Regions from separate parts of the Homo sapiens genome. Here region 1 is linked to region 2. Evidence: chromatin loops called from intact Hi-C (ENCODE). Cell type or tissue: dorsolateral prefrontal cortex. All regions are shown on one strand.

The links. Peaks named below come from ENCODE experiments on the same cell type or tissue, not always from the same donor. Only the 100,000 strongest peaks of a DNase experiment are listed, where the experiment ranks them.
Region 1: a loop joins it to region 2, with 5 times the contacts of the local background. A loop is called at or near these places in 18 of 110 quality-filtered maps.

The regions. Positions count from the first base shown.
Region 1 is chr18:47,592,192-47,597,191 of GRCh38, forward strand. MIR4527HG (MIR4527 host gene) reads left to right here. Exons shown (of 3, transcript NR_147192.1): 3 at 1,858-2,359. Among named protein-coding and RNA genes, the nearest start is that of MIR4527, 210 kb to the left of the region's middle. In dorsolateral prefrontal cortex, a CTCF peak has its summit at 4,124 (motif pointing right); DNase peaks (open chromatin) are centred at 2,009, 2,205, 2,828 and 3,858; H3K4me3 peaks cover 1,414 bases; H3K27ac peaks cover 2,103 bases; H3K27me3 peaks cover 1,307 bases.
Region 2 is chr18:47,747,275-47,752,274 of GRCh38, forward strand. No RefSeq gene overlaps it. Among named protein-coding and RNA genes, the nearest start is that of SMAD2, 180 kb to the right of the region's middle. RefSeq lists a silencer at 1,913-2,092. In dorsolateral prefrontal cortex, CTCF peaks have their summits at 2,043 (motif pointing left) and 2,243; DNase peaks (open chromatin) are centred at 1,527 and 2,107; H3K4me3 peaks cover 471 bases; H3K27me3 peaks cover 1,358 bases.

The sequences.
Region 1 (5,000 bases), 160 kb before region 2:
CATCAGAGGCCCACTTAGCTCCTCCTGACAAACTCACACAAATGCAACCCTTGAGCAGGCGCCACCCTTGGGCAGGGTTGGCAAAACTTTCTGGACTGCGCCTCAGTTTAAGACACACTTCTCACACTGTGACCAACCTCACATATGTATGTGTGCATGTGTGTGTGTGCATGTGTGTGTTATGTGTGTACACAGACATAACTGAAATGAGTTTCCTGACACAATCCTTCACCTTACCAAGCGTGATGCATCCCAGTATTTTCCACCATTTGCTTCTATTCCTCTCCTCCCCACTCCTCCTCATCCTCCTGGTCTCAGCCTACTAAATTGATTTCAGAACCCTGAAGTTATAGAAAATGGGCACAGCCAGGATAGAATAGAGAATGTCGTGATGCTTTGCAGATTGTGTGAGCTACATGGAACTCAGAGAAGAGAGAGATTAGAACAGGCTGCAGCAACCCAGGAAGGCTTTCGGCAGAGGAAGCAACTAGAGCTTGACCCAGAAAAGTGGTTGGCTCTGTTCAGTTTAACACACTTTTCTAGATCTATGTGCCAGGCTCTGTACTTTTACAGACAGGTCAAGGTTGAGTGGGGGAGGGGAAAGAAAGACATTGAACACATAACTACATAAATAATTTAGTTACAGTTGTGGTAAGTAATGAAGACAAAAAGTATACGATGCCATGAAATAGAATAAAAGGGGTCCTAATATAATCTTGGAGATCAGGGAAGGCTTCCTGAAGGAGGCAACATTTATGCTGACATCCAAAGGATGAAGAGGAGTGAGCCAGAATCCAGAGGAAAACAATAGCTTTTTAAGCAAGGCCCGGCGCATTCAGGAGGCTATCTGGGGAGATTAGCGACATTTAGACAACCATTTACCTTCCTTCTGGTAGAGCAGTCGGATCAAAATGCCAGAAACCTTGTCTTCTCATTCTTATGTCTCTATTACCTAGCTGGGTGCTCACTCAGTGTTTGTGGAATCCATCACTTTCTGGATTTGGGTAAAGATGCCCTGTAGCTCATATACATCACTGCAATGTGCAACACAGGGAATGTCTGTAAACTCAGGGTAGATCCAGCTGGTGGGACTCCCTCTAAGTATTATCATCAGAGTAAGTCCGGTCTGAAGACACGCTATCTGCACAGCATTTACACATTCTCATTACCTGGGTCGGGTGACCATACGACCCAGCTTGCTCCGGACAGTCCCAGTTCACTCCTGTGGCTCCAGCATGATCCTGCCTCATTTCACTTTCAGACATGTCCCAGTTTGGACGATAAATTATACGTGCATCTGTAATAACTCTGGGCCACACAGAAATATCCTGGTAGCATGACAGATGTATCCAAACGTGCCACATTGAAAACGGATGTTCTATTTAATGAGTTCCCAGTTCCTTGGGGGTTTTTAGCCCCTCAGCCACTACCGGAAAGTCTCCTCCCTTTCCAGAATTGTCCCGGTCCCTTTAAAGCCAACTTACTCTATTTCCACCTTGGGACACTTGAGTTCAGTGACAGGACAATATTCTTAAGTCTTCCCTTGGGCAGCAGGATGGCATGGGAAGAGGACAGGTGTCTTGGGTTATCTGGATGCAAGTCCTGGTTCTGACATTCCTGGTTCATTGACCCGAGTAAGTCCCTTCACCTGCCCGGACTTGCTATTTCCCTTTGTTAAATGGGGATAATAAACACCCCGCCCAGTTCCCGATGTCACAAGGGTGAGGTGCTCTGTATTAAGGCAAAGAGGAAACATTGGATGTCACAGAATGGGACCTCTGGCTATGATTTGGAGATACTGATAAGAGGGATAGGTGGCATACCAATCAGGCTAATAATAATGTTTTAAAACACCAGGACCTTCCCCTAGGATACTGTTCTCTGTGCAGGAGCCTGAGCCTTTCTGCCACCCGACAGTGACTGCCACAGCCAGGATTAAGCCAACTGTCAGCAAAGAAGGAGGAAGATAAACCCTGTGTGCAGACAGAACGGGGGCTGTGTGGGCTGAGGGCACAGAATGTTTCTCCAGCCACCGCAGGAAGCAGCAAGAATACCGAATCCTGGTTGCCTCTGACAATTTTTCCTCTTTTTTTTTTTTTTTTTTCCTTTTTGGAAGCTGGAGATCCCTATGCCAAGCCCTCAAAGCAGCCCCGACTTTCCGTGCAATAAAGCAGCAGTGAGAAAGGCTCAGAGTAATTAAGTGGCTGACGCACAGAAGAAGCCGTTACAAAGAATTGACTAAATTGCCCATTCATTAGCAGCTCGGCATGGAAGGAGAATTACAAATAGACGGCGGAGCCCGCAGTAATTCAATCTAACCTTGTACTTACAGAAAACAATGAGATAATGAACAGAAAAATTACCAGGCACATATTGTATTTTGTTAAAGGGGCGGGTGGGGGGGCCAGGGGGAGGTGGGGGGAGCGCAGGGACGGACTGGCACATGCAATGCTAATGGCCTCACTCAAGCTGAGCAAACGTTTCTCCAACACAATCATAGTTCTCAGTCTAAGGGCCTCTGGGGAGCTGAGATGAGGCAAGATCGCGAACAAAAAAATGTAATTTATAAGGCGTCTGTGGACTGGAATTTATCATCGGATCCGCTCGCCGCCGCTCAATTGATATGTAGTTGATTTCAAACAACACCCCCCAGGCGCCCAGAGGGAACATTTTTTAGATTTTACGCTTGGATATATCTGTTTAACTCGCCATTTACCAAAACAACGGCTGATGACAGCACAAACCAGTCACTCTGGAGAAAACACGCACGCATGCTCTCATACACACGCTCTCGCCCGCGTGTGCGCGCACACACACATGCACACACACACGGGCATCCAAGAGCAGCAGCAGCCATAGTAACAGCAGCAGACAAACCTGCTCAGCCCAGAGAAGATTGCTGTGAATCCGGAAAGGGAGAAGGGAGGAAGAAAAAAAATACTGCCAAAAGACTGAGCCTTTCTCTGCCGCTTCGCAGGACTAAGTGCTTGTTGTTGGGTTTTTAGCGCTCACTGGTTGGTTTTCATTCCTGACACCTCCTACCCTTCTTGGCTGGGCAGCTTAGAAGGATTCAGCACTATCCCAACTCACCTCCTCCAGGCTGTCGGCACTGCCAGTCCCCCTCTAGCCTCACCTGGGATCCACAAGACCCCTGGCCTCAGCAGGTGGAAAAGAATGGGGGTCTTCATAGAGTGTGAGAAGGGGTAAATGGGCAGAAGGTTGAAACATTACTGTCCCCTTACCCACGGCCAGCAGGGCCTCCAGATGTGGGTGTTGGCAAAAGCAGTTTTAGAAGGATGTGAATAAATTCCCTATCAACTCAAGGGCTGAGGCTTCATAGCTGGAGTGACAAATCATTCCGTTTTCAGGGCAATTTTGAGGACACCAATATAACTACCCATTGGTACCCAGAAAAAGGAATACCTTGGCACAGAAAGAGGAACCTCAAGTATATTCTTAGTGTTAGAAATAATAATAATAATTCACTGGACATGTGTTAAAAGCGGCAAAACATTTTATTCAGGACTATTGCAATAGGAGAGAGATTGAACTCAACTCCCCATACACAGGGACCAGTGGAGATTTACAGCCAGCGGGCAGGGTGAGAGAGGATGAAAAATTACTAAGAGGGACTTGGTTGAGTGTCAAGGGTGAGGGGGAAGAGGAACCTGATTAGAGAACAAGGATGGAGGAAGAAGAGTTTGATTGGATATCAAGGGTAGGGGAATTCTTGATAAACTGGCTTAGCAGGATTCTTTGCTAAAGCTGGCTCTGCAGGCCAAGAATAAAGCTTAGTGGAGAAAAGGACTCAAAGGAGCCTGACTCCAGTTTGGTCTGGAAAAGCCATGTGGGTGGTGGCACTGTCTTCCCTGCAGAGTGCTGCCAGCACAGTGCTTACTGATTGCAGAGGGACAGATGGGATAGTTTCCAACTGAAGAATCTGAGAAAGTGAGAATTCATTCTTCAATTCACACCTTCCACCAAAAGAAACAGATGCCTCACAAGCACCAGGCACCAGAAGACACTCATGACACTGAACTGCAAGGGCAGCCTTGCAGCCTGTCACCAGCCTAAGTTTGGGGGGGATTAGAGGGGTAGTTAGTGACCACGATTGACCGGCCAGTAGGGGGCAGTCCAGCCCAATGGGAAAGGAGGCTGAAATGGATGTCCAGAAAAATCCTGGTTTTATTACCACTTGACTATTGATTCACTGTGAGGTCCTCCAGTCCTCATCACTTCCAGTCTTTGGGCCTTAGTCTGTATAGTTATAGAATATCCCTAAGACTGCCTGACTTCTGCTCATTTCACAGACATACTATGAGATATCTTGGAAGTAATCAAGACATGAAAAGTCAATATAAATATTAAATGCATCAAAGAATTCGACCATTAGTTCTCAGAGTATAGCCCTAGAGCCATCATGAACAGCAGCATCACCTGGGAACTTAGAAATGCAAATTCCTGGGACCCACACCCAACCTACTGAATCAGAAACTCTGAGGATGGGAACCAGCAATCTGTTCTCAACAAGCTCTCCAGAATCTGATGCACGTTCGAGTTTGAGAACCACTGATATAGCTAATACAGACTGTGTGACTTGCTGGGTGTAGAAAAAGCAGCTGAAGAAAATCATTTTGGAGACTGGTAAATCTTTTGCAGTCAACCAAAAAACTACCCCAGAGATTAAATTCAGAGTATTAATCAACTGTTGATGTCTGCATTTGAAAAGTGTTGTGCACACAGTTTCATTTGATTCTTTAATTCATTCTGGAAGGTAGATAAAGCACAAAATCTTGTCCCAACAAGCACAAGGATTCAACAAAGGTTACTCAGTAACAGTTGAGGGTGGCAATGATGAGGCAAATGAACTCAGTCTTACTGCAATACCTGCCCCCATACTCCCCTTCCAACGCAGCATTGTAGGTCTTTAAATCTAGAAGGGACCTGATAATTGATCCATCTTCCTATAGAAGCTTTTCCTTCCTACAGAAGCATCTTTC
Region 2 (5,000 bases):
GTGCAGGGTCCCAAACAGGCCTATGCAGCAGGGGGACCTGGGAATTCTCCCAGGCAACCAAAGCAGCCTGGGGCGGGACTCAGTAGAGACATTGCCCCAGACCGGAGTGCCTCTGGAGGGTCCTACGCAGCTGTGTTCAGGGTGAGGGGCAGAAGCTTAAAACACCACTGTACCCTGCCTGAACTGCAGTCACATGGAAAGAGGGAAGATGAAGACGGAAGCCTGCGAGCAGAACTGGGGGGCGGGGACCAAGCCTGGGCTCCTCTCCACCCTGTGATTGGACCCACTGTGGCCGGTGCCATTCCAGAGCCACCCTGGGTTTGGCGTGAGGCATCTCCCAGCTGTTATTTGACCTCTAGCTCCCATGGGCTTATTTGAAAATACCTGCCTGCCTTTCCCTTCCAGCTCCACCTGGGAAGCCTGATCTCATCCAGTTAATAAAACAGGAACAGAGGCATGGGACGCAGCGAAGGCACCCGTGGGACCCTGTCCTGGTCCCAGCTTGCCCAGTCTCACGGTGGTGGTGAAGTGAACCAACCTGAGTTTCTTCTCTATTCTCTGCCTGCTGACAGGAACAAAGGCCAGGAGGAACAGGCCTTACAGCTAAAAGGTTCCCTTGGAGGCCCATCTCAAATTCCCTGCAGGTGTGGCCACTCGTCACAACCTGATTCCTGGTGACCTCTCTCTGCGCAAAGGCAAATGGAGAAACAATATCTCAGTTTATGAGACCCTGGTTTTAGAACTCAAGTCCCATTTCCCTATGGACCCACAGGAATATTTTGGAGATCGTTAATCTTCATTTCTGATTGATTTTCTGTCAATATTTCCCCCACCCCAACCTTTCCATCAAGTAGTTAATGAGCTGTAAACAAACACTTGAATGCACCGGGGCAGTGGTTTTCCAAGAAGCCTTTTGAACCGTGAACCAAGGCCGGGCAGTACAAACCACACCCTCTGGTTTGCTGTGGGCGCATTTGTGCCTCTAGTTTTTCTCACATGGGTTCCCCAGGACTGGTGAAGTGAGAAGAGTCCCCCGCCTCCTGGAGGCAAAGCAAGTAACAATTAACTCGCCATAAAGGGGAGTGCACTGAATAAACCCCAAATCTCTCCCCTCTGCCTCCCGCCCCAAGTGTAGCCACTTCTCTGGGTCAAGCGCTCCAGAAGGTTCACCCGCACGGGAGGTGGCAGAATCCAGGAGCACCGTAGGTATCCGACCCCCTCCTGGCAGGGCTTAGATGGATAGAGCTGGGAAAAGTTTGAAGCCTGTGTTCCTGTGAGAGGGGAGGCTTGGGCCCACCCACATGGCACTGCATGGCCAGGGTGACGCTGGAGGTTCCCGAGGGGCCTGAAGACTTAGAAGGTCCCAAAGATGACAGTGGTAGAGACTCCGTGCCGGACCCCACAATCTGGTTTGTGTCAGCCCTGGGAGTGTCATGCAAGACCCCTCACCGCGGGTCTCAGTTTCCCCATCCATCCTGCTTCCGTCGCAGCGGTATTAGAAGGATCCGGGGACACACGCTTGGGAAAAGTCTAACGGTGTCACAGATGTCAGAGGGAACCCTCTGGCCTCCAGGATCACAGATCTGTCCTCCCCACGAGCCAAGGCCCAGGAGTTCCTCTGCAGTCCGCCTGAACGTTAACACGCAGGGAAAACTTCAGGGAAAACATACAGCTGATAAAAATTTAATGCTATATGTAACAAAGGAGAATGAATATTTAATCCGTGCTTTTATGCGAAACCACATAACCAGGCAGCCCCACGCGGCGCCCCTCCCCTCGCCCGCGCCCGGCAGCGAAGCAGTTAAGCGGCTGGCAACAAGCAGCTCCTAATAAACACTCGGCTAATTCTGTAGGAAAAGCACTAATTAGAAAAGCAATAATAATCGGTGTAATTGCTCTAAATTACCCTCCTAACAGAGAACGGCGCTCGGAGCCGGGAACGCAGCTGCCGCCGCCCAGCCCTGAGCCCCGCGCTTCGCGCCCGCGGCCCTGAGCTCTGCTGACCCCTGGCGGCCGCCGCGCGCCGCGCCGTCTGGACTGCGAAGGGCAGCCGCGCGAAACCCGACGCTCTGGCGCCCCCTGGTGTCCGCGATGCCGCACTGACCCGCGGACGGACGGGAGGCCTACGGATCCAGGATGGCTCCTTCGACTCTCCCCACGCCCCCCGCCCTCTGCTTCTCCCCAGGGCTGCTAAGGAACCAACATCACACTGGCTGGCCCACGCAGGACAGGACAGGGCCAAAACAGTAATGGGATGCGCGAACCTCTAAAGGGTTACTGGAATTCGGGATGCTGTGGATTTAGGGGATTGCTTTGGGCATGGGGTTGATGGAGGGAAGGAGGGCCCTCCTTAAGTGTAGGAGGTCAAGATTTTAGGGATGACATGTTCAGGGGAGAGGGCCAGGACAGGCTGGGCAGGGCTGCTTTTGAGAGGCCTGAAATTAACAAGGACGCTACGCCTTTCTGGTGGATTTGCGGACCACTGATAGGGTCGTTAACAAGAGCCTCCCATACCTGCTACTGGGATGGCCGCTACTGGGCTCGGCCGCAGTTTTCAGGGTAAGTTTGGGCCCTCAGCCTGTGTGTGTCTCAGCCCTCCTCAGACCAAACCACAGTCATTGACTTGGTCTCCCTGCTCAGTTGTCAGTCTGACACAGATACACACATATACACACACATGCACACACACATATACACACATACACACATATACACACATATACATAAACATACATATACATGCTTATACATACATATACATACACACATTTATACAAATATACATACACACACATATACATACACACATTTATACAAATATACATACACACACATACACATACATACACACATACACATATACATACACACACTTATACATACATACACACGTTTATACACACATACACATATATACATACACTTATAAACCCATATACATACACACATTTATATACACATATGCATATACATACACACATTTATACACATATGCATATACATACATTTATACACACATATTCATACACTTATACACACATGCATATACATGCATACACATACATATACACACATACACACAGATATAAACACATATACACATGTATACAAAGATATGCACACACATACACCCATATACACATACACACATATACACATATACATACACACATGCACACGTATACACATGCACACATCTCATATATATGCATACATATACATGTACACATACATATAGACATACACACATGTACATACACACACACACACACACCACACTGGGAGCTGCTGAGGGGCAGGCCCCTCTTGGTGCCTGACGCCTGGAGTAGCCACTCACTAAATGCTGGATGAATCAATACCTGGAACAGGCTGGATGCCCACCTGGGGGAAACAGCACCTAGGGATGGGAAAGCAGGGTGTAAAGCTGTGGCCAAAAGTACCAGCAAGAACCAGAGAGGGATCTAGTGATGCCCCAAGGGACCGAGGACCCTACGGGCTGGGAGGTCAGGAAAGAACCCTGGAGGAGGCAGGGTCTCCACTGGCCCCTGGAAGCTGACACTAGAAGCTTAGAATGAGGACCTGGAAGCTCAGAGGGTTTCTAGTACCCCCCAATCCCTCAGTAAGGGGAACTGGGAGGGGTGGCCTCCAACAAGAATCAAACTACTGCTCCCCTGTCCACCAGCCCTCACATAACCGTGCCCTTTCCCGACACCAAGGCAAAATCCCACCCTCTTCTGTTTTAAAGCAAGCTGAGGGGGGCGGTCAGTGTGAAGGGGGTTGTCCCTCCTACCCACTGCACTGATGCCTTGGCACTGCACTGATGCCCTGCCCGGAACCTGCACTGATGCTCTGGCGCTGCACTGATGTCCGGGACCTGCACTGATGCCCTGGCAGTGCACTTTCTGCCTGGGACCTGCAGACTTCCCACATGCTCCTCATCTCCACCTGCCAATCATCAACCACATGGAGTCCGCTGAGAGTCTTGCTCCTCCTGCCTCTGCCCTCAGGCCTGGGACCTGAGTACTTCAGTGCTGAAGAAAACCGACCAAGGAGTCCTGGCTGGAAACCAAGCCATGTGCTGTCCTGCCAACCCCCATGCATCCTCCCCACAAGGCTGAAGCTTTTGCTAGAAAACACCCCACATGGTTAGAGAATGGGTGTTAATGACATGAAATGGGCACTCCCTCCCCAGAAAGCCTTCCCTGGCTTACTCATCATTACAGGACAACCTTGGAATCTATGGCATAACCTGACAGATATGGCTTCTCCATCATATGATTGATCTAAATCAGTGGTTTCAGAGGGAGCCTCTTGCTGGCAGGTTATATCCATGGGTCTCAGCGGGAAATGTGTGGATGAGGAGGGGACAAGGCCTTTTGGGTACCACCCCTCCTTAAACAAGCAGCTCCACCTTCACATCTACAGAGGCCATACAGCCTGGTAACCACATGCCTAGGCTAGGAACCAGGCTACCTGGGTTCAATTCCTAGCCTTTTCACTGACACTGTGTGACCATGAGCAAGTTTCTTAACTCCTCTATGCCTCATTTTCCTCATCTATAAATTAAGATGTTAGTAGTAACCTAACTCAAAGGATTGTTGGGAAAAGTAATTGAATTAACACAGGTAAAGTGTCTGGCATACGGTAAACGCTCAATGAATGTTAGCTATTAATATTAACTGGTGTATACAATGGAATTCTACATATGCTTGAAATAAGACCAAAACATGTTTGAAAACCCACTAGATTTCATGATCTCCAAGGTCCCTTCTGGCTCTAAAATTCAATAATTTTAAGGTGATATCTTTTAACTGTCACTTTTGCATCTCCAAGCCCTAGCACCTGCTGTTCTCTGCCAGATACACCATTTCCTACTGTCTGCCTAGTGAACGCTGACTTCTCCTTCCTGCCTCAGTTTAATAGCTGCCTCCTCCAGGAAGCATTCTCTCCCTGCTCCAGGCAGAATCGGTCCAGTCTTTCCTTCCCACATGTTCCTTGCA